Linked DNA regions of Homo sapiens: all the other regions are linked to region 3. The links are chromatin loops, found by intact Hi-C in ENCODE. Cell type or tissue: heart left ventricle. All regions are shown on one strand. Links, peaks and the distances in the headings refer to the core of each region. The heading gives the core; the rest is flanking DNA.

What was found. Peaks named below come from ENCODE experiments on the same cell type or tissue, not always from the same donor. Only the 100,000 strongest peaks of a DNase experiment are listed, where the experiment ranks them.
Region 1: it touches region 3 in a loop (2.1-fold over the local background); 8 of 110 quality-filtered maps call a loop at or near these places.
Region 2: a loop joins it to region 3, with 1.9 times the contacts of the local background. A loop is called at or near these places in 9 of 110 quality-filtered maps.

Annotation. Positions count from the first base shown.
Region 1 is chr18:36,468,525-36,479,360 of GRCh38, reverse strand. The region is part of intron 3 of FHOD3 (formin homology 2 domain containing 3); the gene reads right to left. Among named protein-coding and RNA genes, the nearest start is that of FHOD3, 180 kb to the right of the region's middle. RefSeq lists enhancers at 5,662-5,711, 8,138-8,694. In heart left ventricle, for the core only: no CTCF peak of the experiment used is centred there; no DNase peak of the experiment used is centred there; H3K27ac peaks cover 1,728 bases.
Region 2 is chr18:36,480,598-36,491,433 of GRCh38, reverse strand. All of the region lies in intron 3 of FHOD3 (formin homology 2 domain containing 3), which reads right to left. Among named protein-coding and RNA genes, the nearest start is that of FHOD3, 190 kb to the right of the region's middle. In heart left ventricle, for the core only: no CTCF peak of the experiment used is centred there; no DNase peak of the experiment used is centred there; H3K27ac peaks cover 2,191 bases.
Region 3 is chr18:36,539,401-36,549,733 of GRCh38, reverse strand. The region is part of intron 5 of FHOD3 (formin homology 2 domain containing 3); the gene reads right to left. Among named protein-coding and RNA genes, the nearest start is that of FHOD3, 250 kb to the right of the region's middle. In heart left ventricle, for the core only: no CTCF peak of the experiment used is centred there; a DNase peak (open chromatin) is centred at 5,203; H3K27ac peaks cover 2,763 bases.

The DNA.
Region 1 (10,836 bases), core at 213-8,212, 69 kb after region 3:
GGGTTTATTATGATGACACAGGAAGGGTTATATTATGAATAGGTTCAGTGTCCTTTAACAAACAAAAAGGCAATGTATAGTACCTGTCAGACTTACACCCAAATCAGATAAACTTCTTTAAATTTTTTCACATTTAAGGCATAATCTTTCATTTTCTTGAGAATTAATTTATGCATGTGGCTCATTCCCATCTCTGTAAAACAGAGGTTACCTACTTTATCTGTAATACATGTGAACAACTGAACAAAACAAAGACACACAGCAATGGCCACTGGAAAGGGACACGCAGGAAGCGAAGAGATGCAAAAGAACCTGGCATGCTTGTTATTTGCACTTGACTATCTGAAGTTGATAAAAGTCCATCAAATCTTGTCTTTTTATACGTTGTATAAGGTATATTTAGAATCCTCTCTTTGATATTTATACTTTGGGTGAGGGGAGAAGAAAATAAGAACTCAAGTCTTAGTCTAGAAGATCAGAATAACAAAGTATCTTCAATAGTTTGAAGGAGTCAGGGGGTGGAGGTGGGGAGGATTGGGGTAGGTAGCAAGAGTTAAGTGTGGAAGATTACCAGGAGTAACTTGGCTGGGACTAATGGGTAACAAAAAGGAGAAGAGAAGATAAATGTAACCGAAAGCCACCAAGCAGTTTTAAGTAGAGAAGTGGGATACAATCCAATGTACCTTTTAGAACAATCACTCTGGCTACATTCAATGTGGAGGTCATTTGGAGGGATTCAAGGTCCTTGATAAATATCTGTAAAGTGGACAGAAGGAGGCAGACCTGTTTAAGAAGAGGCTACATTGGCAGAGGGAGTGGGGATGGTTAATGGGTACAAAAAAAATAGAAAGAATGAGTAAGAGCTAGTATTTGATAGCACAACAAGGGGACTATAGTCAATAATAATTGTATATTTAAAAATAACTAGAAGAGTATGATTGGATTGTTTGTAACACAAAGAATAGATGGTTGAGGTGATAGATACCCCATTTACCATGATGTGATTATGCCTGTATCAAAATATCGCATGTATATCCCATAAATATATACCCCTACTGTGTACTCACAAAACTTAAAAATTATTTTAAAAGTGCTACATTCATCAAAAAAAGATGTGACAATGGCCTGGATTAAGGTATTTTGCCAACATCACAGGTGACAGAAAAGTAGCATTAAAAACCTTTAAATATCTCATTAACACCCAAGCATTACAACAACCAATTACTGCTCACCTTTCAGAACCCTCTGCTCAAATGACACCCCCACTACCATCATTCGCTGCCACCTGAACAGACCCTGCTATCTAAGTTGTCATGTTTTGTCTCCTGGGGCCTCCTGCCTCTCTTTCCAGAGCTCTGTTCTTTCAGTCTGTCAAAATCCTGCCCACCTGTTGAGAGGCATGGAGTGCACATGTTGGGCCAGGACATCTCTGCAGTCCTTTCAGCACTGCATGCCGTGGTTCTTCGTCTTCCCTGACCATCCCAGTCCAGAGACTCTGCCATCTTTGCTCCCTTACTTCCTGTGCCAAGAACCACACCCTGCCAAGTGAGCTCACTGTCTCTGTGTTGCCCACTTGTCATACATTTGTACCTTTAATTGGATTGTAGCATCTCAGGGCTATCAGGGATTTAAGACTTGTACTTTTATGTCTCCCATTAACACCTGGTACAGTACCTAGTCCTAGTACATTCCTTTTATTATTCCATGTATTTTTCCAGAGACTGGTGAGATGATAAATAGATATAGATAGATAGGTAGATAGGTAGGTAGGTAGGTAGGTAGGTAGGTAGGTAGGTAGGTAGGTAGGTAGGTAGGTGGGTGGGTGGGTGGGTGGATGGATGGATGGATGGATGGATGGATGGATGGATGGATGGGTGGGTGAGTGGATTTATATACACACACACATTTTGGCTATTTCCCTGTCACAGGAAAAGTCACTTGACTTCTTGGGTCTCAGTTATCTTCCCTTGAGCTTTAAGCCTAAGATTCAATGAAAAGTGATTAATATTCAATACCAAGCTAATCCCTAATATTTGTTTCATCAGATTATCCCCACTTTATAAACCATCATTGACTCTGTTTCCTGCCCCAGTCTAAATGCTTCCATCCAGCTTCAGGAACTGCACCATCCCAACCTCATCTCCCTCCTGCCCCAACTAAGGAGACAGGTCTGACCACCCTTGTGCACACCCCACAGGTCACCTCCTTCCTCACCTTCTCCTGGATGTCCCTGTCCTCCTCCTTATCTCTCCAAACTGGACACACCTTCAAGGACCTGCCATGAAATCCACCCTCACCAGATAACTCCTGCCCACATGGTCTTCCTCCTCTTGCAGGTCTCACAGCACACCAAGTTGTATCACCCCATTTATTTATGACACTGTATGGCAGTCTTACTGTGTGCAGGTCTTACTTCCTCAATTCATGGTTAGTACTTTTCTGACAAGATCTTCATCCTATGCTTCTTCCATATTCCAGCAGCTCCAAGAACATTCCTTGGTAAAGAAAGTGCTCAAAGAGTCCCTTGGCTTAACTGACCTTCATGCCCCCACACTGAATTGACTATACCCAGTTTGGATCTTTACACTTAAGAACAGTTGATGTGGGGAGGAAGAAAGGTCAAGAGATTGCTTTCCTTTGATGTATAATTCAATTTGCTTCCAGATTCCTAATTTTTCCCATGACTTGCTTTGAAGTAGCTAATCGACATGAAATTACTGCCTTTGATCGTGAGGATTCAGTGACTCATACTGGCTTAAGAGCTGACTTCAACATAATGAGCACTGAGTATCCTACGGCCCTTTCCTGACTATGGGGGGCCAAAAGACAGAGAACTTGCACCCACAGGTCTTAGGGTGATGGGATGCCTTCCCCGCCTCCCAGCTCACTCTTTCACTCTGCTGCCCTGCCTGCCCTCTGTGGGCATGAGGAGCTCGCCTGGTGCAGCCTAACAGGCCCCATCCCACAGTCCTGAACCCTGTAGCCAAGGGATGTAAGTTGGTAGAATAAAGAGATTCCTTCCTGCCTTCTGCTGGCATCACCTTCCATGCCCCTGGGAAAGATGGTCCTGCTTCTCAGGCCCTCTGACAGCCTGTGAGACGCTCCTTACAGCAGCACCCAGCGGAACAGGAGCTGTCGCAGCCAGCAAAACCATATGCCATGGGAGGCCAGGCACCACAACCAGGGCACTTCAGCATCCTTGGGACGCACTCAGCACTGTGCCTGTCAAAAAACAGGGCTCAGCAGAGGAGTAATAGGTTGATGGAATGAATGAGTAAACAAATGAACAAGCTTCATAAATTCAATATAATAATAATCACTATATTAGTGAAATGCTTTTAAAAATACATTTCTTGACCAATCTTTGGGTCATATTTTTCCTAAAATACCTAGTAATTGTACATTTTGTCAACATTTTTTACAGCTCATAGGTTTTAGATAACATTTTCTAGAGCATTAGTTTATATGTGTAGCTGTTCTTGATTACAAAAGCAATTCATTCGCACTGTGAAAAAATGCTGCAATTTACAAAAAAAAAGAATTACAATTATATATGTATGTATGCGTGTGTGTGTGTGTGTGTGTGTGTGTGTGTGTGTGTGTGTGTGTATGTTTCTATATATGAAGTAAAAGTCTCCTGTAATCCCACCTCTATAGATTTTGGTATACATTGCTCTATTTGTTAAATGAATAAATTAACATCATATATACATTTAAACTAAGCAGCATGAGTAACAGTTTCTGTACCTAATTATTTTAGGGAATGTTTCTCAGAAATTGCTTTATTGGTCTTGATTTTGATGGCAAGTCCTTCCCATTAGAATTCTCAATTTCTTTTGTGTTTATTGACCACCACACCCCACCTCCCACCCCGCACCCAACCCCTCCACGAGGAGATTCAGACTGCTTGAACTACCTATTTAAAAAGACAGCAGCCAGTGAGGAATGGCAGTCACAGCAAACAATAACCCTGGTGGAGATCTCCAAAGGAATCACAGGATGGCCAAAAATGCCAGCAGCCAAACTACAGGGTCCTTCAGGACACCATCTCTGCATGTAGGTTAGCCATTAGAGTGACACCAAGCTGCTAAGAGCTCCAAAGACAGGTGAGCACCCAAGTCCATCAAAACAAGGGGAAAAGCCACATCTGGGCTGACTGGGGAGATGAACCACCTGTGGGCTTCTGGGGTAGGCAGTAACACTGCCAGGAAATGCACAACCTTCCTCTCGTCCTGCAAGTCAGAACACTTTACAGATAAAACAAGCCAAGAAAGAAATAGTCCAAGCTCTTCTGTTCTCCAAGTAGAAGGCATTAAATTTTGCAGAGTGTGTGTGTGTGTGTGTGTGTGTGTGTGTGTGTGTGTGTGTGTGTGTATGTGTGTATTTTCAACCTCTTCAAAAGACCCTGAAAACTAGCTGAGCCCAAAACTAGCGAAAAGTCACCTGTACCCCAGGCAGCTTTGACTTCAGCTTAAAGGGAAACCGGCCAAACTTTCAAAAGTCCAGAGGGCTCATTCCAGCCAGAGGGCCCCAGGCCTCAGGAATTTACTCCCAGCCATGGCCAAGGGGCTTCTTGGCTCTGTGAACCGCTCCTGCCCCAGGAGCTCAGGCTGCATCAGTCTAACGCAAAGGTGATCTAAGAGGTGTGGTTGTTGAACCAACTGAGCCAGACCCTAGCCACCCATGTTTCTTCCGTGGGGTTTCCAAGGCTTGCCGCCACCCTACCTCACTCTGTATCCCACCACTCCTCAAATATGGACCTTTCCAGTTTCGGCCCTCCTGATCCCTCCTTTGATTCCAGGGACTGCCAGGCTCTAAGCCTCCAGCTGCAGGGAAACAGCTCTAGCCCTCAGTTTGCAGTTTGCCTCCAACTCTAAAAACTCAACATCACAACTGTTAGAGCATGGCCCAAACAGAAGCCAGATAGGACAAGAACCATCTTTAAAGTATTTGCCAAAATCTATAGATGTAGCATTGATGTCCAAATCCTTATTCTCTCCCTTCCATTCCATACTGCCACCATCATGCGCATATCCCTCCTGCAGGCACTGAACCAACTTATGGGACAAAAAGAAGAGAGCCATGTTCCTGTGCACGTGGTGGAGGAGTCAGTAAAATAAAAGGACAGGAAAATCTTTTGGAGTCTACTTGTCCCTGGTTTGTAACATCAACCCCAAATCAAGATACTTTAAGGATCTGAGTCCCTTCCAGGTCTTCTTACTGTTCTATGATGCATAAGTAGTAGAAGGAATGTTGTTTTCTAAATTCCAACTTAAACTGTTCAAGGTCAATGGAAGAAGAAAGTCAGGAGTAAAAGAATCAACTACTTAGAGAACCTGGATGTCACTGCCATATGAGCATATCCTACAGGAAGGGTGGGATGTGGGATCAGCAATGCTGGGATCAGATATGTTTCCCCAAACAGGTTCCAAGTATATTACTAATACCCAAGGATGCTTCCCAAAAAGTGTGTTCAGGAGTGAAAAGCCTCCTTTGCCAAGGCATTCTCAAAGCCAATGATATATTCCTATGGAAATGTTGCAGATTAAGCACAACTGGCACAGGGGACCTGAAGGCTTAGTAACATACTCTGAGAATGATGAAAGATGATGTGAAAATATCTTCCTTTCAGTTTCTTTTCTTACACTGAGTCAGTGTGGAAAAGCTGGTGTCTCCATATCTCATGTTTTGATGCAGTGAGGAAGTTATTGGAAGTTATTAATATTTTATAGAAAAATGCATTCTGAACATGTTCAGAAGTGATACTGAGGAATAAAAATTCCCCTCAACTTGAAATTGGGAATCAGGGCTCTAGCCCTAGCTGTGTGACTCACTAGCAGTTCTCAAACTTCAATGAGTTAACTCATCACCCAGGGATCAGGAATTGGGTGACAAATGTAGGTTCTGATTCAGCAGGTCTCAGGTGCTGCATTTCGTTTGTTTGTTTGAGATGGAGTCTCACTCTGTCACCCAGGCTGGAGTGCAGTGGCACAATCTTGGCTCACTGCAACCTCCACCTCCTGGGTTCAAGCAATTCTCCTGCCTTAGCCTCCTGAGCAGCTGGGATCACAGGCGTGTGCCACCATACTCAGCTAATTTTTGTATTTTTAGTAGAGACAGGGTTTCACCATGTTGGCCAGGCTGGTCTCGAACTCCTGACCTCAGGTGACTGCCAGCCTCGGCCTCCCAAAGTGCTGGGATTACGGACAGGTGGTGCATTTCTAACAAGCTCCCAGGAGAAGCTGGTGGTGCTGGCCCAAGGACCACACATGGAGTAGCCAAGATTAAAACATCTCATTTCATTTCACTGGGCTTGTGTTTTGCCTTCAAATGAAGGAGGCTAAGGATGGGCTTTGGTCATGTCAAAGGAGCTGTTGTAGAATCTTACCTGTTGTAAAATTCTACCTCTTTGGAGTGGATGCAAAGTGCTCACAACAATCACATGCAGACAGCACAGTGGTTCAAATTCCAGCTCTTTATGCCCCTTCAATGTTCACAGCAGTGTTATAATAGCCAAAAAGTGGAAACAACCCAAATGTCCATCAACTGATGAATGGATAGATGCAATGTGGCATATACATGCACTGGAAAATTACACAGCAGTAGAAAAAAAGAAGTATTGATACATGTTACAACATGGATGAAGCTGAAAAAACACTATGTTAAGTGGAAGAAGCCGGTCCCAAAAGACCACATATTATATGATTCTGTATATATGAATTGTCCAGCACAGGCAAAAGCACAGAGACAGAAGTAGATCAGTGGCTACCTAGGGCTGGGGAGGAAAAGATGGGGATGAGGAGTGACTGCTAGTGGGTATAAGGTTTTTATTTGGGGTGATGAAAATGTTCTGGAATTAGATACTGGCAATGGCTGCAAAATTTGGTGAATCTACTAAAAACCACTGAATTGCACACTTTAAAAGGGAGAATTTTATGGTATGTAAATTATATCTCAATAAGCTGTTTAAAAATTCTAGCTCCTTCACATGTTAAATATTTGATCTTAGACAAATTGGTTTTTTCTCATCCATAAAACAGGGATGACACAGGAGTATTCTACAAGGGACTATTGTGAGAGAGAGGTTGCCATTACCCTAACAGGCTTCCTCACACAAAGCCTTCAGAAGTATTCATCGAAAACACCACCAGATGCTAATTCATACTCGAAAGTTTATAAAAGCTGCATCTTAATAGAAATCATGTAGGCCAAGTAACTTATATATTTAAGATTACAGCAAAGTATGCACTATGGAGAAGTGGAATTTGCAATTAATATTCTTTTCAGTTTTGGTTAGAGACTTCCATTTTTTCAAGCAACATCATTATCTGAGTTTGAGGATTTTATCCTCTCAGCCAGTATTTGCTGACTTTAACCCTGGGAACTAAAATGGTTGGAAATAACAATTGGTTCTCCATCTGGATTGGATTCTTTCACAGGTATTTTGTCATTGCCCACAAACACTATGAAAATCATTACTCATATCATCTCGTTTATGTGAAACGTCCCCGGGATAGAAACAAAATTGTGCCCTGGAAGCTGCTTCCCTGAAACAAAAAACCTTTCCGCGTGCTGCAAAGAAAGTATCACTTATTCTGTGGATAGACAGACAAGCATTTGTGTGAGTAGCAGAAAACCAACTACCTTTAAACAGGGTCATTTTCCCACAGGGAAGTTCTCTTTTACTGTCTTTGCCCTGGTGATTCTAATTTCCTACACCAAAACCTCAAGAAGAACTTTCCGAAGTCAGCACTCTGGACAAAAGGAGTCTTTGCTTGGAGAAGTGCTGAATAGACCATTGTTCTGATCCTAATTGCCTGGACTTCTCTTTGTTCTAAGTGAGCCCAGTACTCAGGAGAAGTCCAGGGGCCACCAGGGCAGGGCAGTCGATCGACAACCACTTGCTGTGGACACAGGGTGACCAAGGAAAACAAAGGGGTGATATCCACGCATAACAATTTTGAAGCCTTCTGGGAGGAGGTGTAGCCTCAGGAAACCTTGAGAAAGCAGACAGTAAAGCAGGATGCAAGCTGGCTCGGGTCAGGCAGGACCCAGAGCTGGGGTGTGGGGCCTCAGGGAGAGACTGCACCTCAGAGAGGTGGCAGCATGGTGTTCACCAGCTCAGGACACTCCTATCAGCATTCACATGGCACGGGCTCATGCTCCTCTGCTTTGTGGGCTGGGCAGAGTACCAGGAGGAGCATCCTCATCTTCCCAAATGCACGCCCTCTCCAAAGCGCATACCCGCTGCCTTTTGTTTTAGGGCACAGCTGCATTTGCATCATTAACTCTGGGACACTGCGATCCCTGAGCCATGTGGGAGTAATTGTGGGCGTTCAAAGCCAGGAATGAAAGCCCTGAGGTCTCTGCTCTAGAGGAGTAAAGCAGGCCACCCACACAGGTGCCATCATGTCCCAGTTCAGCTGGGAGCAAAGACCCCACGGAAGGCACCATCAGTCCAGGGGCGAAGCTGCGGGTTACTTACCATTAACTCACCATTGCTGCCACCTGCCAGGCTCCCTGTCTGTTATTTCATTTCCAATTCCATTGCCTCAACCTTTTTATCCCTTATTGCCAGTGAGGACTTCAATATCCCAGCGCGGAGCGGGAATCTGAGCTGAGCCTGAACTAAATTTGTCTGCTTTTTGCCCCCCAGAGGCAGAGTGGCTACTATCATTTTGCTCACCAGGGAACAAACAAAGCCAATGATTGGATCCAGTATCTGTAAAGACTATCAAGCTCCATACCAGCTAAAACTCTATTAGAACGATACAATTACACACATATTGTATAATTATACAACCATATAGGTTTTAGTGAGCACAAGGACGTGAGAAAGTCCTATTAGGGAGAACTCTGGTGTATCCTATTCCACTCCCTCCCCCAGTTCCATGCCAAATCTTGGCTTCAGAAACATCTCAACAAAGCTCTCCTGTCACTACAAGACAACCGTCATAGACGTGAACGGTAAAATCCTTTGCCTCTGAGCTAATCCAGTTCCTTCACATTACATCTGGGGAAACTGAGGCCAGGGAGACTATAGGACACTCATTCATGTCACTAATATTTATTGAGCATCTTCTGTGTGATAGGCATCTATTCAGCATTGGGCAGACAATGGTGAGCAAAACCGGATGGGGGTCTGCTCAGTACAGAAGAGAAACCCCCCGGAGGCCTCCAGACTTCACAAGGGTATGCTAACTGCCACGTTCCTAGGACCTGCTCCAGAGGACAAGGCAGCCCAGGCATGGCCCCTGCCTGCCTCGGGCACCCCGCTCTCCTACCATCTGGAATTCCTGCCAGCTCTCTGCTACAGAATTTCCCCATGAACCAATTTCCTAAACTTCTAGGTCAGCCTCTTGATGAAGAACAGGAACCGGTTTTCCAAAGACTCCTTCCCACACATATGCATTCCATAATTACATAGATCAGGACACAAGGGGAACTATGCATGAACGTGGCTTGATTTGTGGAAATAATAATGCTTATCCTGGCTTAGCCACAGAGGACTGGAGCTTCCCCCGCAGACCCCGCCGCCACCCCCTTAACCCTCCAACAACTTTCCTAGGGCTTGCTAGCGCCCACAACTCCGGAACAACTTTGAACGCCCTTAAATCCTGGTCAGAGCACCAGCTGGTTTCACATTGAGATCCAACCAAAGGTGATGAGGCCTCACAACCCCCTGCCGAGCCTGACATGCCTGCCAAGTTATTTTTGTGCCAGCATCAGCTGCCTCTTGGTCGAGTGATAGCTGATGTCAAAGGGTTTGATTTCTGAGAGCTTATGAAGCAGTTGGGTTTTCATGTCCTAAACATGCCACTTTGGAACTCCCACTACCAAAGGATAATATGGTGAATACCTTGAAGAGAGCCCAGCCAGCCTGCTGTACATGGGATCAGGGGAGCAACAAATGCTCTGCAGCCCCCACCCCACCTCCCAGTTGGAGCACCGGGCAGGACAACTGTCTACACTGCAGTGGGCAGCTCGGCGATAAAAGCTACAAACTTGGCCTAGGATCTCTGAGTGTGGTTTACACGTGCCCCTTAATTTGTACCCAAATCCACCATAGGGGATATGTCTCCTTAAGTTTCATAAAGAAGGAGTAAACAGTAATCATCTGGCCCTGAGAGGGTCAATATTTGCTTATTGTGTATAGCTCTATACCTGGTGATAGGATGGGGGCTGGGGTTTAGGATGAAGAGGGTATATGTAAAACAGAAAATTACACCCCTGTTCTCAACAGGCATCACAGTGGTCACAGTTCTAAGGGGAAAGACCCCCAAGTATGGCAAGGGAAACTTCCTAATCAAGACTTGTATTACTCAGTTTCCTTCCTAGCTCTTGTCATAATTTGAAACTGACACAAGTGTTTGCTTGTTTACTTGTTAACTGTCCGACTCCTCTCCTTCCCTGAGCCCCAGGAAGGCTCAGCCTTGTCTGTTGTATTTTCCAGACCTGCCGCCTCAAAGGTTCTCAGTGTCTGTCGGTGGGATTACCATTGCCTGCACCCTTGCTAGCTCTCAGCTGGAGGTGGCTTGCACTCCCAGGTGTGGAGCAGAGGCTCACAAGGTGGCAGCCACAGCAGGGCCTGGGGTGGTGGCAGAAGGAAACCTGTGGGAAAGGCAGAAGATCTGGGGTTGGACTGAGCTCTGCCACCAACCTCCAAGTGGCCCCTTCACATCTCAAAGCCACAAATTCCTCCCCCTCTAAAGTACTAGGGGTGGATGGAGGTAAAAGCCAGGATCACTAAAATCCCACTGCCCCTGAAATTCCCTGATTGATTTGCTCAGGCTGGCACTCACCTTCCCTTCCACTGGCTCACACCCACAGGGCACA
Region 2 (10,836 bases), core at 2,041-10,040, 59 kb after region 3:
AGTATGGACTGCACTTAATAACTATCTGCCAATATTGGTTTATCAGTTATAACAAATGTATCACATTCATGCAAGATGTTACTAATGGGAAATTGGAGAAGGTTGAGGGGGTATATGGGAACAAATTTTTGCCCAATATTTTTTTCTGTAAAATTTAAACTACTCTTTCCCAAAATGAAGTCTGCTTAAAAAATTATATCCAAAGGCAAGCCTACAGGAAGTGGGAGAGTCCCCAGGCTCATGGAGGGCACAACTCTTTACAACCCCTTCCGCAAACACATGCAGCCCCAGGCCTGGGATTTGGCATTTTCTGCCATGAATCATCGCTTATCTGTCCATGCACACTTCTGTGATCTCCCCACACCAGGGCCAGCTCTCATCCACAGTGGTTTCCCTCCAGCCCCTGGCAGTGTCTGGCTGGGGTAGGTGCCTGGTGTTCATGCTGATGGGCAAGTGTATGTGTTCTAAGGCGTGAGTTAACCCGGGATTCCATAGATGAGCTTCAGACACATCTGTATCTACTCTGAGTTCCTAAAGGGAAGGGTACAAGTAATTTTTAGGACACTGGATGTTCCAGATGCTTCTTTGTTACCTTCAGCAGGCAATCCTAACTCCTCCTGTCTTTCCTTCTTTCAAACAATCACTGACCATTCATTCTGCAACAAGGGCTATGCCAAATGGGAGAGTAAAATGATGCATGGGGCAGAGCACTAGTTTTCAGGAAGCTTACAGTTGGCGGAGATGATGATTTGTCAACAAAGAGGACAGCCCAGTATTGCAGGAGCTGAAACCCAGAAAGGTGTCAAATGAAGGAGCCCTCCCCACTTATTGCAGGAGGCAAATGGCCTTCAAAGAGCTATTCACCAAGAGGCTGCAAAAGACTTTAAGTCATAAAATTATGTATGTGGTTGCTTGCCTGTCATTACCATCTGCTGAGCCCCACCCAGTTCCACACCCATTTGGTCTGGTTACCTTGGGACCCACTGGCCCCATCCTCATCTTTACTGAGGAGGAAAGCCCAAGCAAAGCCATTTATACCTCTATTCTGAATTAGTTCATAGGACACTATTTTTCCCTCTGAATTGGAGGGAATGAGTCAGCTTTGGGGCCCCAGCAAAGTCCACGTCCATTTGCTCCCATCTTTGCATTTCCAAAATTGTCCCTTTGTGGAAGCAAAATGGCCCAAGTCAGCTGATGAAGGCCACTTAATAGATCAAAATGCTGTTTCAAACCTGCCATTTTCCCTCCCAGAATCAAAGAATGGTAGAGAGTAAAGGGTCCTCAGAGACCTCCCTCTGCGGAGAGGTTGAACTGCTCACCCAAGCCATGGAAGATCTGTGTACAGGTGCCCGGAGGAGGCAGCACCGTGATGCTGTTCCTCTAAAAAGGCTGCTGACCTAGGTAAGCAGATGAGTGGCATCTCAAACGCAGTACAACTGCCCCGAGGCAGCCAGCAGTGTGAAAAACAGGTGACCAGGGACTTACTTCTGGCCTCTCTCTTCAGTCTCTATCTCAGGGCTGTCTCTCTGGGCCCTGAAAATAGCTTGGCCAACCGCCCTCCTCCCTTCTCCCTCTCTTTCTTTCTACGTTCTCTTTTCCCATAATTAGGGATCTGGAGAACCTTAAGGTATTTTCTTTAGTGATGGACTTTCATAATTCTTTTTCTTAATTTCCAAATTAAGTTGAAATATTTGAATTACATATTTTCTCAAGACTCACGTATTCCTTTTTCTAGTTCTATTTTTAACATTATTTATTTTTTGAGACAGGGTCTCACTCTGTCACCCAGGCTGGAGTGTGGGAGTATGAACATGGCTCACTGCAGCCTCCACCTCCCAGGCTCAAGTGACCCTCCCACCTTAGCGTCCCAAGTAGCTGGGACCACAGGTGTCTACCACCATGCCTGGCTAATTTTTAAATTTTTTGTAGAGACAGGATATCGTTACGTTGCCAGGCTGCTCTCAAACCACTTGGCTTGTGTTGTGATTACAGGAGTGAGCCACTGCACCCATCCTGGTTCTCTTTTAAAAACAACGAAGAACACGCACCCGAGTTGGTTTTGCTTGTGAACAGGGCATCCCTCTCCTGAGATGGCCATGGCACAATGGCTGTCACTGCCCTGCAGCTGGCCCTACTCACCCCCCTACTGGCAGGGCACAAAAAGAAAGGAGGCTTCCTAAACAAACAAACAAACCCATTCTCTCTCACTCTTCTGGAAGCATCCAGGGCTCCTGGTAGCATCCACAGGAAACCATCCCTTCCAGTTGGGTGTGAGGTCCACCTCTCTGGGGAGAACATTTAGGAGACAAAAACCACCCTAGCTCAAGGGCTGGAAACCACAACCACATACCACCCAGCCAGCCCCACACAGCAAAAACTACTTAGCCCTCTTATGGAGGCACCCACTGCAGCCAGGACTGACCTAGTGTTGGCCTCTGCTAAGCACCCCATTCTCCAGTCTCAGCTCAAAGAACCTGCCACCCTCGGCTCCTGAACCTGTCTCCCACCTGCTCTTGGGGGCCATTTTCTCTACTTCATCTATGGCACCAGCTGTCAAAGTCCTCATCCTGACACTGTACCTGTGCCTGCTTTGCACTTTGATTTCAGGCACCACTGTGCCATGGCCTTGGACAATACCACCATCCAGACTCCTAAATCCATATTTGCATTTCAGAGGAAATTCCTCTCTGCACCTAAGTTTTCTGATCAGTAAAACAGGATTTAAAATACACATTCCAACATCCTGAAGCCATGTGATGATGAACATGATCATGTTGGAAACACACCTGGCACAAGCTAGATACTCAGTAAAGACTACTTTTCTTTCTCTCTCCAGCCCCTAAGGCCTCAATGACATTTCTAAAAAATACCTAATGTCCTCCATACAGTGAATAGTCCAGTCCTTTCCTGGGCACTGCACTCAGGGCTATAAGATGCCTCCTGTCATCTGTCAGGTCTTCCTAACCAGGTGGTGAGACGGTCCCCTGAGCTCAGACAGGCCCCAGCTGGGCCCTGGGGGTCTCTCTCCAAAGCACAATCACTCCCCCAAAGAGATTGCCTCTTCCTTCCCGGGGTCAATGCCAGTTGATAGGGAAGATGTTCACCCTCTCTGCCCTAAACACTTTGAGAAAAAAGAAATGAGTATCTACTCCTTGGAGAGAAGTTAAGGATCATTAGCTGGGGTCAAAAGGGAACAACCCAGCATCAATCATGTCACTGTGCAGAGATGATAAAACTCAGCAGTTCACCTGCCCCAACCCATGGGGCCAGGGTTCTTCCTTTAAGTATTCTTCAAGATGGAAACAGCCACAAATCTATGGCAAGTATCACATAAAGCAAAGAAAATTGCATCAGAAAAAAGAATGGATATTTAAAACAACTGTTTTGATGGGAGTTTATTCAGTAATGAATGGGGAACAGAAGAACAACAGTAAAATAATATATACTGGCATTTTTACAAGTTCAGTACAGCTTAAATACTGGTTTTGTCTCATAACAAATTCACACCTAGCCTAAGGTTTGTACACATTAAACGGACAAGCTGTGTGTGGATCCTCCGTGGCCTCCTGACACTTTCCTCTGTATTTATTTCCAGGCTGTGTGTCCTCTGGTAAGGAGGGCTAAGCCAAGAGTGCCATGCAGTTCCAGCAAGTTGTCTCAGTGAAAACAAAAAAATGCAAAATACCAAACATAAGGTCTCTTCCCCTTTGTTGTGACAGCTGGGTGAGTCCAACACATTTGAGAACCTCACTAAGAAACAATGTGGATATAGCTTCAAAGTTCTGCCAGACTTCAATTGCAGAAAAGAGAAAGAGAACCTGGGGTTAGAACCTCAGCTAAATAAATATTTCTGAGCCTAATACCTAATCAGAGTATATTTCCTGATGAAACTGACCATTTCCCTCTGTCATCTCCCATGGAATAACACAGTTACAGAAGGGTCCATACAGAGAAGTGGGCAGGATGCAGTGGGAGGACAACCAGCAACAGGCTCAGGGGCCCAGCAGGGTGACCACAGCTCAGGCACTTACTGCCTGTGTGCTTTTAGGCAAGAACTTTAATATCTCTTGGCTACGTTTTGCATGTTACAATGTTAGAATGGCTAACCATAAAAAGAATGGTCATATAAGCTTATGGAGAACCTGGAACAACTGGAACCTGACGCTCTGCTGGTGGGATGTGAGATGCTGCAACCTCTCTAGAAAGCAGTTTGATAGTTGCTTATCAACTGAAATATACACCTACTGTTCAACCCAGCAATTCTATTTCTAGGACTTTCCCCAAGGAAAATGAAAATTTACACACATAAAAACATTTCACCAAGGTTCATAGAAGCTTTACTCAGAATGATTTTTAAAAACACCCTACTGGAAACAACTCAACTGTCCATCAGTTGGCAAACAGATAAACTGTGGTACATTATACAAGGGTGCACTAATCAGCAATATAGACTACTGACGCATGCAGCCTAGATGAATTCTAACAATATTATGCTAAATGAAATAAGCCAGACACAAAATACCAGATACTGTATGATTCCATTCACATAAAGTTTCAGAAAAGACAAATCTGATCTATAGTGACAAAGCAGACCAGTGCTTGCCTGGATTGGGAATAGCGGAGATTGATAGGGAAAATACATGAAGGAAACTATGGGAAAATATTTTTTGTCTTGTTTGAGATATAGTTGTCAAAAGGTGAACTGGATTTAAAATGTGTGCATTTTATTGCATGTGAATTACTCGTCAATAAGGTTGATAAAGAAAAGGAAGGTTGATTCTAGAGGATCTACAATTCAGTTTTAGTTCTAACTCTTAAATATTGACCTTAAATAACTTGTTTCCTTTCTAGATAATACCATCCATAAGATGTTATATAAACTTAGATCACTATAAAACATCCTTTGGGCTGGGGGCAGTGGCACACACCTTTAGTCCCAGCTACTCAGGAGGTTGAGTTGGGAGAATGGCTTGAGCCCAGGAGATTGAGGCTGCAGTAAGCTATAATCGTGCTACTGCACTCCAGGCTGGGAGACAGAGCAAGACCCTGTTTCAAGAAACAAAAACAAGAACATCCTATGAATATAAAGCAACACAAAAATCATTACTGACCATGAATGCATTGAGATAGAGTACAGATAATGTGAGCTGGTGACACAGAAACTGAACACCAAGTGTAGCCCCCATATGTTGTGACTGGGAGAGGAGAAGCCAGTTGGGGCCAAAGTGGTGGATGTAGACAGAACCATCCAGGAGAGAGCCAGTGTTGCACTCGGCAGCCATTTAGTGGCCAATGGGAAAATGGAGGAAGTTCTGTTGTGTTCACTACCAGCTGCTAAGTATACAAAGATGAGCAAAAAATGTGGTGGTGTTGAGGAACTTAGAGTCTAACAGGAAAGACAGAGTCCCAGGTAGATATGTGCAGCCTAATGCAGGAAGTGATGGAACAGAGGAGGGCCCTAGTCATTTGGGTAAACTCTGGGGAAATGAGTCAGTAATTCACGTGAATAAAGGCAGGTGCAGTTTTCCAGGCTGAGGGAACACATACAGTAGACACCAAAGAGTGAGACAGCCTGGCATTGCTGGGAACCTTTGTGGTCCTATGATGGGCAGCACCATTTCTTTCCTCTGCAAGAGACACAGGCTGACTTCTGGAATAGTTAATAATCACCCTCATGGTAGGTTGGCTGAGCAATGCTTTCCTGATGTTTCCTCAACCAACACGATGTTGTCCATTATGTATCATGCTCTGTGCTAGGTTTCAGGTTCACCTAGCATGTGGTGTCTTGACATGATAATGCCACTTGTCACTAAAAGGAAGAACACCAAGGGCGCTCTTCTCACAAGCTCCACTGGTACTTCATTGGGGTCTACTTGTCTCATCTGAGTCAGTTCACAGAGAAAACTGCTGGGGCAGCCCCTGGACTTTCACAGAATGGTGGGGAGCAGGGACTGGGAGCTGCTAAGAGAAACCACCACAGGCCCTATGGGTGGGCGCATGCTCACAGGCTTGCTGGCACACCATGCTCACTCTCCCTCCCTCCCTTTCTGAGTGGCTTCATCAATTCACACTGAGGTCTAAGCCAAGGGAGCCTTTGCAAGAAAGACTCGCAACCACAGGCCACTGACAGGAGAAGACAAGGAAAAGAGCATACCATTCTAACACCATGATCACCATGGATCCCAGCAGGCTCATCGCTGGTGGAACTATTTCAGGCAGAGAATGTGAACCAACCTCTGACTGGTACATGATAAGAGCCAGGACATATGGGTGGGGAAAGGGGAACTTAAGATACATTCACAAGAGATGAAGTTCTTGTTGGCTGTGAAGACCTACCACCCATCCACCCCCAAATGCTCAAGTGGCAGCCCCCACACCCCAACTCCTTCCCAGATCATTGTAGAGCAGATAGAAGCACGTGATCACCGGGAATGAAGTTGGCTCGACCACACCCTCTGTGTGGGCCACAATCTTGGTGGCAATTCAGCTGCAGAACCCTGAGGGTGGGGGGCACAGTAACAGACCAGGAACAGGAAGCCAGCCGGGACAGTGCCTTCACTGCCCCAGTGAGTTCTCCCTTAGGCTTCCCCTTCCTCCACACACACCAGAGCCACAGGCATGGAAAATGTCCTCAGTAATCTTTGTGGTCCGACAGCAGGGCCCCAGCCTTCACCACACCCCCTGGGGGGCTGGAGCTTTTCCTGTGTCTACATATGGCCTCAGGAAGAGACATGCACACCCGTCATTATACCATACTTAGAGGCTCCCTCAAACATCGACTGCAGAGAAAGGTGCCATTAGGACTAAACCAAGCACCCAAACTGTTGCTTTGCAAGGAAGCAGAGTTTTGTTTTTTCCTAGTCTGAAAATTATGAGGAGGCCTGTTTTTATATTCTCATTGAGACTTAAGGCTACTAGATTTTTAGTATTATTTCACCAGTTAATACCATATTTAGAGAATATTTAAGCAAAGTCAGCCTAAGTCAGAGAAGCACCTTTAGCATCTCCATGAACCAAAAAGGAATTTCAAGAGCAGCTCCTCCCTGGCCAGTCTGGTATGTGGCATGGGAGAGACATAGGAGTCCACGCACATCCTACCTTCAATTGCAAAGCAGGTCATCGGAGGTTCAGGCTACACATTTTCTGAGACATATATTAAAAGAACTAGACAATTGAACAGAAAAAGATGTCAAGAAGTCAACAAAAGGGAAGCAACAAGTGGCACAGGTTGCCTATATGAAGGAGCCCTCACAGCTAAGAATTATCCACAGCTGGGACTGTCACATAGGATTTTTAAATAGTCTAGCAGAAATACAATAGTTGATGTATGTGATATCTTTAATCGTCTCACACTTGAATGTGCACAGCAATCACCTGGGGAACTTGACAAGAACAGATTTAGCTTCAGCAGATCTGGGGTAGGGCCTGGGATTCCGCATTTCTACCAGACTCACAGTTGGTGTCCCCACAGCTGGTGAATGGTCCTGGGAGGATGCTCAGAGAACCACTGACCTCGGGGCATGTAGTTAACACCTGCAGTGCTTGAAGAGGTGGCCAGTTTGAATGTGAAGGAGTCCATGCCAGGAGTGGCTATTACATGTGCTTCTAATCCTGCTATCGACATCTGCTCCAGAGGGCTCATTAACCAGCATCAGAGATGACAAAATGCTTCTCCGATGGCGAAATGTATGACATTCAAGATATGTCATTGGCCAGAAAGGTTGCAGAGGCACATACATCCACCCTTTAATGACAATCTCTGTACCAGTTCTTCATATGAAAAATGGGTTAATATAAAACCTACCCTGTTCATGTGAAAATACTTGGTAATGTGTTTTACTAGCATTAATTATGGTTTTGTTCACCTTGGAATAAAACATAAAGAGCCAGTGGAGTGCAGACTCCTCTGACATATACACGTTCTTCAATACTCAGTAGATGGATAAAGTAATAGACAGCAATACACAAAAAGATACTGGGCTAGCAAGAGTAAAGAGTGGGTGGGATCTTAGTACCACTTCTTCTCCTTTCCCTCCTTGGTTCCAGGACAGTGGTTGGCTGTGCTGAGTGGAGCATCTGGCTGAGCCCGACTGTGCCTGGGAGCTTTGCCGTCCATCTGTCAGTGCCAACCAACACTGCTCCTGCCTCTCCATCAGCCACACTTTTCTGCTGGCTTAGTCCTGGGCTCAGGACATACCATAAGACCTGGGTCACTTCCAGATTAAGTTACAAAGTAGAATCTTTGTGACTGGCCTTCAAACACCAGAGGTCAAACCATCTGGCAAAATTCCCCAAAATCCCAAATTCTTCCAATCCTCCCACTCACAAAGCAGTCTTCCTGGCTGCTCCAGAGCCAGGATGGGGAGCCTTGGAGCTGCATTTGAAGTGAAGTTCCATCTCTCTTCCCACTATTCTGAGCCCACACAGGCATGGGTCTGGCTGGCTCAGAAAAGATTTCATCATGGCCCTTGGCTATCATTTTTAACTGCAGTTGAGTCATGCATTGTAAACCTGGCAGGTAGTCTACAATGTTCTCGTTCTCTCTCTCTCTCTCTCTCTCTCTCTCTCTCTCTCTGTGTGTGTGTGAGTGTGTGTGTGTGTGTGTGTGTGTTTGTTCACCGGATGATCTCGGAATAGACTCAATTCCATTCAAGTCAAACAAACATTTATTGGACTCCATGAAGTGTGAAAGAAAGATAAAAGACTTGCTCTCAGGGAGTTTGCAAACTAGTGTGAAAGCAATTACACAAAGTATAAGACAGGACAAACCAAAAAGTCCTGGTGACTCTGCTTTGGAGACCCACAGCAGAGGAACCACGGGGTCTGCATCAGTTGCTCAGGGTAGAACCCTGTCGCCAGCCTTCTTGCCTCTCCCTACTATACTCCCAGTCTCATCTGGCAAGGAATCCCACATCCAACCCTTTCTTACTACTGCCCTGGTACACTTCTGGCCTAAGCAATCATGCCTTGCGGGGCGGGGGGGTCACGCAGTGGTCACCCTGCTTCTCCCCTTGTCCTCATATAACCCTGATCCTCCAGATCCTTCTGGGTGAGACTTCCCTGGCTATCTAAAATCTCAGACGTGCACCCAAATATACTCTTCTTTCAGAAGCACGTGTCTGTTTTTCTCTCATAGCACTTATCATTATCACACTATGTATTTTACTGATTTACCTTATGTGCTGTCTCCCCCACTGAAATGTAGGCTCCATAAAAACAGGGATTTGTGTCTGCTTTACACACTGCTGTATCCCCAAGACCTTAAACAGTGACTGACACATAATAGGTAGGGTGAATGAAAGAACCAGTACCCTCCCCCTCCTTCCCTCTTCCTCTTATCTTATGAATAGGGTATTTGAAGTCTGTTTCCACCACCTTCTTTTTTTTATAATTTGAGAGCTTGAAATAATTTTCAGGATCTTTAAGACATAAGGTGTCAGACATACATACCTTCTGCCTAATTCCTTAAAACTCTAACCCATAACAAGCTCCCTTTACATCACTGTTCGGAGTTGAGGAAACATGAATTAATTTGTTCTCACTTTCAACTAGATTAACAGCAGAAGTCACAGTTTCAGAAAGACTGCCTCTGATTCAATAGTGCAAAGACTTTTTTTTTTAAATGGGTAGGAGGCAAAGGAATGTCTTTTAAAATGTCAGCCATGAGAGAAAAATACCTTTGTCTTTGACAGTTTATACAAAAATTGTGTTTAGCCTGCTTCCAACATTAATTCCCATGGTAATAAAAGTCAAATTTTTGTCATTTGTATTTTGTTTATTTCAAGGTGAGACACTATCTCAAAATACCAAGAGAGAAAAATGTCTGCGTGGTATCTGTCCATGGTACCAACGGAACCCAAATGTCCCCGTTTTCAGAACCATGTAAGAAAGCTCTGTTGCAACCAACTTGGGTGGGGAGGGGGTGAAAAGAGAAAGTGGGAAGAAGGGAGGGTGGTGACTGCTATCCTGAAAAAAAAAAAAAAGTTGTCTGCCTTTTCCCCAGCCCCCACTTTACAGCAACTTAAGGAAATTTTGCAATCCCACTAGAAGGACCATATGGTAATACTCCCTTTCTTTTCATTGTCTTCTCCCAAACCCTGCAGTCTTAGGGAGAGTTTTGGCTCACTTGAAGAGCTTGGTCCAAAAGGAGGCCTTTCAAGAGTAGATTATAGCCGCCTGCAGAAATTCCTGAGGCAATTTACTAAGAAAAGAGATGCAAAGAACAAACACAGAAAGCAACAATGACTCCACCGCTCCCCTCCTTCCTTCAGTCCTGTTGCTTTTCTCCTTCAGTGAAAGAGAAAAGCTGAGGGAAATTAAGGTTTATTTCCAACACCAGCTGGAGAATGCCTTATAAGCTTTTTAAAAAATGAGTTATGCTCTTTAAACGCAAAAAAAAAAAAAAAAAAAAAACCACCTCCCAATATGCCCAGCCTGGCCTACAGCACTGCATAAAAAAACTGTGGTTGGAAATGGCCTGAGTTTCCAGAGAACATGAATGCTTTCCTAATGCCATGAAGAAGGAAGTGCTCAAGGCAAGGGAAAAACTGCTGGAATCCCCATTTGGAGACAAAAGCAAGAAGAATGTGGAGGCAACTCATGATGTGGTGATGAACCTTAATTGAGATCATTACTGAAGCCTGCCAATGAACATGCAATACAAATCATTTACTAATATGGAGGTTGGTCTATTCTACTGCACCAGGCTGCTACAAAGAACAAATTAAGGACGAAATGCTATTTACCTGCTACAATTAGTTTTGTACATAATATCTTAGTGACAACAGTGGGCAATATGACTAAAGTTACTCTCCTACGTTTCTAGAGCCTTACAGA
Region 3 (10,333 bases), core at 1,327-9,326:
TACTAAAAATACAAAAAAAAAAAAAAAAATTAGCCAGGCATGGTGGAGGGCGCCTGTAGTCCCAGCTCCTTGGGAGGCTGAGGCAGGAGAATGGCATGAACCTGGGAGGCAGAGGTTGCAGTGAGCCGAGATCACACCACTGCACTCCAGCCTGGGTAACAGAGCGAGACTCCATCTCAAAAAAAAAAAAAAAAAAAAAAAGATTTCTTAGATCTGACACTAAATGTATGGTCCATAAAAGAAAAAAAATTATAAACTGAATTTCTTCAAAATTAAGAATGTGTGCTCTTTGAAACTAAGAGAATGAAACCCTGCTAAGAGAATGAAAAAATAAGCTACAGACTGGGGGAAATATTTGCAATCACATATCTGATAAAAGGCTTATATCTAGAACATTTAAGAACTCAAAACTCAGTAATAGAGAAATATTAAAAAACAATAATATCAAATAAGAAACAGAAAGCCCAATTAAAAATTGGCAAAAAGAGTTGAACAAACAATTCACCCAAAGATGATGGATGGATAGCAAATAAGCACATAAAAAAGATGTTCAACATCATTAGTCATTAGGCAAATGCCAATTAAAACCCCAGTGAGGTACCACTACTTACCTAGTAGAATGGCTAAAATTAAACAGACTAACCACACCAAGTGTTGGAAAGAATGTAGATGAACTAGACTCTCATACAACACTAGTGTGGATATGAAATAGTACAACTCCTTTGGAAGTTGTTTGGAAGTATTTTTTAAAGCTAAACAGATACCTACCTTATGATTCAACAATTTCATTTTAGGTATTTACCACAGAGAAATAAAAACATCTCCATACAAACACTTGTACGCTGATGTTCACAAAGGCTTTATTTTGAATAGTCTAAAACTGGAAACACCCAAATGTCCACCAAAACATGTATGGATAAAGAAACTCTGGTATATCCAGATGATGGAAAGCTACCCAGCAATGAAAAGGAATGAACTATGAAGACCATGCGACGTGTGAAAGAAGTATGCTGAGTGAAAGAAGCCAGACAATAAAAGGACATGTACTGTATGATCCAATTCATACACAATTGTAGAAAATACAATCTAATGCATAGTGACAGAAGGTAGATCAGTGGTTGCCTGGGGAAGGGATGGGTGGCATTGGGATAAAAGAGAATCCCAAGTCGTTGAAGCAGACTTTCTGGAGTACTGGATGCAGCCACTATCTTGGTTGTGATGATGGCGGCAACTGTGTACACGTATGTCCAAACATATCAAGATTTTATGCCTTAAGTATGTACAGATTATTATTGTCAATTATACCTCAAAGGCACATTCACCCACAGATCAGAAGCATCTGTTTTAAAATCAACGGCTGAACCTAACAAAAGAGAAAAATAAGTCCCCTACAAAACTAACAGGAAATATCACCATAACAAATTGATAAATTGCTGACTCTATCTTTGCACTCCCAGAGCTAAACACGGTGCCTGGCAAGTTGTTGATTATCAACTGATTTTTGCTGAGTGAGTGAATGTACAGAATTTTTTTTTTGTTTTTGAGACATTGTCTCACTCTCTCACCCAGGCTGGAGTGCAGTGGCACGATCTCGGCTCACTGCAACCTCCGCCTCCTGGGTTCAAGCGATTCTCCTGCCTCAGCCTCCCAAGTAACTGAGATAACAGGCATGCACCATCACGACCAACTAATTTTTGTATTTTTAGTAGAGACAGGGTTTCACCATGTTGGCCAGGCTGGTCTCTAACTCCTGACCTCAGGTAATCCGCTTCTTTGGCCTCCCAAAGTGTTAGGATTACAAGCGTGAGCCACTGTGCCAGGCCCAAAATTGTTTTGTGTTAAACATTAATCAAACCCAATCTTACTCCTCTGCTTTAATCCTGTTTTCTTTCCAGGCTTAGCTCAAAACAACCAACCTCACGAAGCAGCTGGCTACCCAGGCGCCTCACAGTGGCAGCGGACAAGGTGGCTGTGGGGTGTGAAGAACACAGGCTGCCTCCAACGATCTGCGGGTGAGCAGCTCCCACAGACACTGCGACGTTCCTTCCCGAATTTCTCTAAGGTTTCCTCCCTCCCGTGTTCTGTTCCCTTTTGTCTTATTGTATTCTGAAGGAACATAAATGCTTATGTTCCTTGTCCTTGGTTTTAAAATGAGATGGTTACAGCTGGGCACGGTGGCTCATGCCTATAATCTTAGCTTTGGGAGGCCAAGGCAGGCAGATCACCTGAGGTCCGGAGTTCAAGACCAGCCTGGCCAACATGGTGAAACCCCTTCTCTACTAAAAATATAAAATGAGATGGTTTAACCTGTGACAAATCTACCTCACAGAAAAACAAGAATTTTTTTGGTTTTACTTTTCAAAAAAGAGGAAAAATAAAACCCTTTTCTGCCTTTGGTGGCTCTCCTGTGAGTCTCGGCTGTGGTGATGTGCAACCATGGCCTTGGAGAGAGATGGGAAGGAGAAACTTTCCACTCAAGTCAGTGCCTCGAACCTGGGAATGCGCACCTAGGAACAGGCCGGCCTGGTGCTGCCAGGAGCTTGGCCTCTCCTCACCCACACTCTCATATGTCCTTCGTCCCCACAAGGATGCCACTCAGGAGCACAGAGCCCAGCTCCAACCTGCCCCTGAAGGCGGCAGGACACAGGGCCAGGATGCAGGACCTTCCCAGGGGGCAGCTTAGGGCAGATGGAGCCAACTCCACCCTCAGCGGGGTCAGCGCTGTGAGGCAGTGTGAATTGATGCTCTAGTCTGAAGCCAAATGTCATGGGCACATTGACTTTCAAGCCCTTAGATCTCACTACTTGCTTCGAGGTTCTATGCTGATTACCCCATAAATGGAAAAAGAATGGATGATTTGAGGGAGTCAACATAGGAGACCGTAAAGAAGCGTGAAGTGAGTGCTCTGTGTTACCATGAAATTCCTGCTAAACTCCACACGCTGCCTACGCTGTGTCCCCTCACAGCTCTGGTAACATCACTCCAAATGCATGATGTGCAGTGGGAATGCCAGAACGTGAACCAAAACACCCATCCATCTGAGTGCACTTGAGATCCCAGAGTGCAAGTAAAAACATTTGCCTCATCTTGCGACAGACAAACCTGAACTCTCATTAATTACCATTCCAGCCTGACACCCTCCCTTCCTGGTGCTGGATACGGAACAAGGGGAACTTCCTAGAGTCGCTCACTAACACCACTGTCTCTGAAGAAAACAAAAGATTAACACCTGAAAAATTAATATGCCGCTAAGATAGCCATTTTCTGTTGATTACACTAAAGCTTAAACTAACTAAATACTGCAAACATACATAAAGTCACTTTAAGGTGGCCCAGGTCAACCTTTTAAATGAAATATCAAAACTCTAAAGTACACATGTAAGGAACTGCGACAAAAAAAAGGAACTATGAGTCAAAACACAGATGTGGAATAAAAAAGGCCAAGGTGCCATTAAGTACCTTAGCAGTTAGTACATACCAGGGGTGGTAAACAGTCCCTATTTGTAGTAGCACTGAAAACAGAGGGTTGCCAGAAACATCTCAAGATGAACTGCGGTGGAATGTAACACCAGCCAGAGCCAATGCAGGCTGACAGGGATTTCTTCTTCCCATACACCTATGAAAAAGGGGTTCCCTTAAAGCACCAGCACTTACTTCTCCATGAGGAAAAGCCTGCCTTGGCACACCCACAGATTCGAGAAGGATTTCATACTGGTTGTTTTCCAAACGGCAAGCCGTACATTACATGTGGAGGGTTCTCTCTAGGAAAGAAGTTTCCAAGGTAACTCCTTACAAACTGCTAGCTCTGTTAGCTGCATTTCTGATAGTTGTGGGGGTATAAGCCAACTTTTTAAAAAGAATTTTTATATCAAAGTAGATTTTCTTTAAAGACCAAGAGATACGTAAGGTTTTTACTCATTTCCACATATCAAAAAGCAACAATTCAACAGTTCATTTCAATTCCTACTTAATGGAAATCAACCATCAGTATCGTTCAAATGTCTACTTTCCACTTATGTTCTGCTAAATTGAGCTGAGCTTCTCGCAACAGTGTTTTCACAGACAGAGATAAAGCATAATCCATGCTGAGGAAAATGCACTTTCCCTGCATACAACACACACACAGATATTTAGAAATTCTAGAACTTAAAAAGTTTCATGATAATCATCCCTCAGCTGATAACACTGACATGTTATCAACAGTGTTCCTGACGATTCAGAAACTGCTTCGAATGCCTTAATCCATTGCTTTTTACATTTTGGATGCAGATTTACCTCCAGCTGGCTCCATTCTTTGGGTGAAACATTACGTCTTCAAAGAGGTCTTCCTCGTCCACCCTGTATAAATAGTGTCTGCCCACCTTATACATGCCACCCTCTAGAAGCCTCACACCTGCTTTACTTTTCTTCACAGCAGTTATCACCAGCTGTCATTATTACATATATCCTTTATTGTTCCTTGTCTATCATCTTGGCCAGAATGGAAAGTTCCATGAGGCAGAGCCATGTGTGTCTTGTTCACCACTGTATGCCCAGTCCTGGCACACGGGGCACAAAATGAATTTTTGTTGACTTAAATCAAAGGTGAGGAGACAGGGAGAGAGGGGGAGAGATAAAGAAGGAGAGGGAGGGAGGGTGAGCATGGATAAATTTTAAATTCTGAAGTTTACACTACCAATCTACAAGAAGTTAATCTACAAGCATTGCCTCATTGACTCTTCATGGCCAACACCAGGTAGTCAGTATTACCCTAGTTTTAGAGATGTAAAAACTAGTGGCAAAATATTTAATTTTCCCAGGATTTTAATGTAAGAAATACCAACTTCTGAAGTTAGGTTGTTTGTCTAATTTTTGAAAAGTTAATACCATCTGTAAAATTTCTCTGTTCAAAGCTTTTTATATTGCTGGAAAAGTACCCATTGCTCTGTTCAAAGAAACACCTGGGAAGATGTTAAGAGAGGAGGAGGAGATGTCCCTGAGCAGTCCCACCAGAAAGGGGAGGGCGGCATCTGGCAGCCAAGCCCCAGCTTGTCCACACACACTCACCTGGTTTGTATGTTTTCCTCCAAAGCACACCGACTGCTCCGCATGCCAGGGTGGTTCTCCTTAATGCTTTCAGCCTGTGGCGACCTCTCCACCTCAACAAAACTTTGGCAAGTCCAGAGGCAGTGAGGGAGCCGACTGCCGTGACGGGAGTCTGCAGCCACCCAGCCCAGTGACTCACGTGCCCAGGCACCTCACACTGTGAGCTCCCTGGAGACGCAGCCTGATTCAGTAGGCCCGGAGAATGCCTGGGCTTTGGCCCCAACTAATAAAGCATTTACCCACAGACCAGAGGCAATTAGACAGGTAACAAACAAGAAGTAAAAAGGAAAGTCAACACAGAACAAGCAAACAGCATGTGCTCTTCACCCTTGACCACTCTGAGTGGTCCAAGTGTGGCCCTGCATGAGACACATGTTCAGGGAGATCGGGTGGGGAGGTGGCACCAGCTCCCGGCACTAACTCTGCAGAGAGCATCTCTCCTGCCAGGCAGTCTGCCCAGAAGCCCTGCCTTCGTTTCTAACCCGCAGCTGCTCTAATATTCAATGATGATACTGCCGAGAAACACATACACTCAGCCACCTCTCCAGGGAGCACTCCAAGAAGCTCTCACTCATGTGACATATTTAACGAACACATACCTTGTGCCAGAAGCCTATATAAGATGTTAAAACCATCTTACATGTTTTGTTTGGAGATTTAACTTGCTACAGCTACATTCAATCTCTACTGTCTGCCCCACTCCAAGGACAATTAATCTGGGTGTTCAGATACGAAGTTCCTAGCTTCTACCGCAGAAATAACTGAAAGAGATTAGAAATATGATCTTTTTTCCATAAACATTTTTATTTTAAGAAGTAGAACTGTTTTTGAAACACTCAGCACCAGCACTGGCACTGGCAGTAGTACCAAATGCTGATTTGAAGAGTAAAGAGAACAAGTTTTAGGGAAAACAGTACTTTGTCCCATTTTGGAGCTCAACTGGGCCTCAGTGTGAGGCCAGTACGCGGGGCTTGCTCCTCTACCTCACATCCCCAGTGGGTGACAGGGATCCTGGGTCTGCAGGACCTCAGGCCAGCTGAGTTTAAAAGGTTTTTTAGCATCAGGAAACTTCAAGAATGTTCTATTTTGTTCATCGTAGGTGGACTGATTAGGGTTTCTTCTTGGCTGTTCCTCCTGACTGTCCAGCACTGTCTTTTCTGGACAAAAGAAGGGGACATATATGACAGCGTATGGTCCAACCAGGCCATCAAGGAAAACACCATGCAATTAAATTTCTTGACCAAAAATTTCTCTGCTAGTGGATCTCTCTGAAAGGGGAATGTATTAGTCAAGATTTTCCTGAGAAATAGAACCCATAGGAAATGTATGCATATATACATAAAATATATACTTACATATTTATATAAAGTATATTGACATACATATAATATGTATATATACACACTATATATAGATTTAAGAAACTGGCTTACACAATTATAAAGGCTGGCAAGTCTAAGATCTGCAGGGTAGGCTGGCAGGCTGAAGATCCAGGAAAGAACTGATACCACATTTGGAGTTGAAGACTGTCAGGCTGGACGCTCAGGAAGGACCCATTGTTGCAGTCTTAGCACCGTCTTTTGCAAAATTCCTTCTGACTGATTGGATGTGGTTCACCCACATAATGGAAGGCAACCTGCTTTCCTTACATTTACTAACTTAAATGTAATCTCATCCAAAAACACCCCCACAGAAATATTTGGAATAATGTTTGACCACATATTTAGGGACATTGGTCCAGCTGAGTTGATACATAAAAATGACCCTCACAGGGAGCTAATGCACCCCACTTTCCCTTCGTCATTTTTTTTTGTGCTTCCAAATATATTAGGTGTTTTTTAAATAACATTTCTCTTAGCAAATACAGGTGTCCCAGCAAGTCAGACACTGTAAACCATCTTTGGCAATTTGCAAATTCATCCCCTTTAAAAGGAAATCATATGAATCTCAAGTTTAAGAATTTGTTGTTTAAATATGCCATTTTTTTCAAACTTTTGAAAACAGAAAAGTGTTTTAAGATAGTAACTGTTTTCCAACATAGTTCCTTTTCAGCAAGTTGATTTTGGGAAACAATAAAAAGATAATTCAGAGAATACCCTATATATTTAGCAAGCAAAAGCTATTTAAATGCTGGAGCCAAGAAACCTAATACAGAATACTCAATGAAATTGAGTGGCCTTTCCTTTAATTTTTTGTTTTGACTTGTAGAAAATATTAGTATTAAAAGGCCATCTACTGTTTTTATTAGAATTTTACTCAAATTAATGGTAATTTTTTAAATCCCTAAAAATAAAGATAAATTGAAGGGATTTGAGTTCATAACAGAGATAAAGGCATCTACCCCCACCCCTGACATCCATGAGATGAAAAACACATTAACCGTGGACATCATGATGGGTGATGCTTCCTGTATGGGATCTAGCTCTGATCCATTTAATTTGCCCAAAACATCTGCCTTCATAAAAAGACAAAGATGGTACTCACTCTCCAAAGAGCTGTAAGGAACACATTAAAGTCATCTACATTATACATAGCTATATCCATGGTAGGTTGGCCTTTTAATTCCATTGTTATAAACCGGGATCCAAATTCCCATTTGTAAAACAGCTTTGATGTGGGGCTGGTGAAGACTGGACTGGCAAGGGTGAATATTTCCTGGGAGCCTTAGATGCTGGCACAAATCTACCTCTCCCTGGGGCTAGTATACCAGCAAAGAGTACTTTAAAAGCATAAAGCATTGTTATCTGAAGATCTGAGTACTTAGAAGAAAGGGCATTACCTTCTCAGAATTCTCAAGGGGGATAAGCTGGAGATTTAGTTCAGTTCCATTCTGAGGTTCATTCCAATTCTGCCCCATAGAGAAGCATGTTAAATGCCAATTTTTAAAAGGTTGAACTTTTAAAAGGTTATAGGAAATCATGGACCCAGAACCTCAACTGCATGACAACCTCCCTGTTATCCTAACGTCCTGGGCTCATTCTGCATTTTACTGACTACTCACTTTCCACTTTATTTGGAAGGAGTAAACACATACATTTATATCTTGTTCTAGATTTTTGATTGCTAAAATTGAAAGCAAAAAAATAAATGTATAGCATCATTTCTTTTTCATTTTTTGTAGAGATAAGGTCTTGCTCGGTTGCCCAGGCTGGAGCAGTGACAGGATTGTGCTCAAGGGATCCTGGTGCCTCAGCCTCCTGAGTAAGCTGGGACCACATTTTGTTTTATTTTTTGTAGAGACAGGGTCTCATTTTGTTACCCAAGCTTGTCTCAAACTCTTAGCCCCAAGAAATCCTCCCATCTTGGCCTCTGAAAGTGCTGGGATTACAGGCATGAGGCACCACGCCCTGCCAACACTTTTTTTCTTTTTTCTTTCTTTTTTTTTTTTTTTTTTTTTTTGAGACAGAGTCTCGCTCTGTCGCTAGGCTGGAGTGCAGTGGTGCGATCTTGGCTCACTGCAACCTCCACCTCCCGGGTTCAAGTGATTCTCCTTCCTCAGCCTCCAGAGTAGCTGGGATTACAGGCACATGCCACCAGGCCTGGCTAATTTTTGTATATTTAGTAGAGATGGGATTTAGCCATGTTGGCCAGGCTGGTCTCTAACTCCTGATCTCAGGTGATACGCCTGCCTCGGCCTCCTAAAGTGCTGGGATTACAGGCATGAGCCACCACGCCCAGCCCAACATTTCTTTTAATAATCTCCTTTTGAGGCTATGCTAACAGGAAAAGAAACAAAACAGAACCAAACACATTTACTGTTGTTGCGGGTACACCAATATGGAGAAGAGGATTAGGGGAAGTCAAGACTAATGTAAGTATGAATGGGATTAGGTGTGCCCTGCCCCACAACATAGGCCCTGGAAGCAGAGATGCCAGATGGATTAACTACAGGCCCAGGAATTGGTATAAGGGACTTCCACCTTCTTCCTTGAATCACACTTTCCAGTCAATCACCCTTCCTTTTCACACTTTGTACAACTCTCCCTTCTCCCCCTATACTCTTCTATCTCACCCTCTCCCAATTCCCACTTAAATCACTGGGTGCCATTGAGTTAAGTAGAACCTGGTCAGGAAGAAGCAGACCTGGATATAGCAGCACTGTCACATATATCACTGCAAATGCATTAATTTAAACAAAAGTCCCCTAGGAGTGCTAAGTGGCATTTGGCACCATGAGCATTCTTTTCCCCAACTGCACCTCCAAACTGTCTACGAAAGCCCTAGCTCCAGCTTAAGCAAGCCCACCTTCTAGACACAAGGATGTCTGACACGGAAACACAACGTCTTTGTTCATGGAGGCATTTACTCTACTAACTTCCAGTCACCACAGTTCTGAGAGTCATTCCAAAAAGAAATGTTGAAGGAATTACATTTGGCTGCTCTGTGTGCTGACAAATATAAATAAGGTAAATAATTAGACATCACTGCTTTGACACGTGACATTACCACCATAATTGGAACCTGGCTGAATTGGGCATTCTTGAGATGCAGAATTTTCCCCTCTTAAAGGCCCTACAAACCTGTCTAATATCTCATGTCACCTCCACCCCACGCCTGCATTTCTTATGTGTGTCATCGAGGAATCTGCTTTGATCTCTGGAAAATATGCTTGTTGGAACAACATGATGAAAGGGATCATGATTTAAATACAGGCGACATGAAGCCAGAGGCAGCAGAGAGCCCACTTAATTCTTCAGGGCCTCTCTTTGTTGAGTCCAAGGCTTCAAGGGATGTGCAGTGTGTTTCCTCAAGCTACTCCCCTATTGCCACATCGGAACCAGGCCTCTTCCAGGACTTGCCTGTTCTGAATCATCACTGCTGTCCATTCTTGGGGACTTTAATGAGCACATCATCCTCCAATCCTGTACTTCCTACTCTAGAAATCATACTCATAATGGGTTCAAAAATAGTCTCAGAAAACATTGCTTTGGTTTTAATTTTCTCAAAATGGTGATAAACAGCCCCAAACAGGGTTTTGTCACCTCTGATTCGCCCACCTGCTGCTGAATTTCTTTCATCACAACTTGGCCAAGAGCCTGGGTCTGCCATTGAAAGGTGCCACTGAGTCCCCATTTTTGCCACTGCAGTGCCCACCTCCACAGCAGGTGTTCACTCAGTCTCTGCTCACCACTCCAGGCACGTCTGAGCAATGGAAGAACTGTGGCCTGCTTTCCTCTCTGGACGGTGACTGGGCCCCCATCTCACTCTAGACACTTTCTACGCAATGGCCTTGGTTTTGGCATCTGCA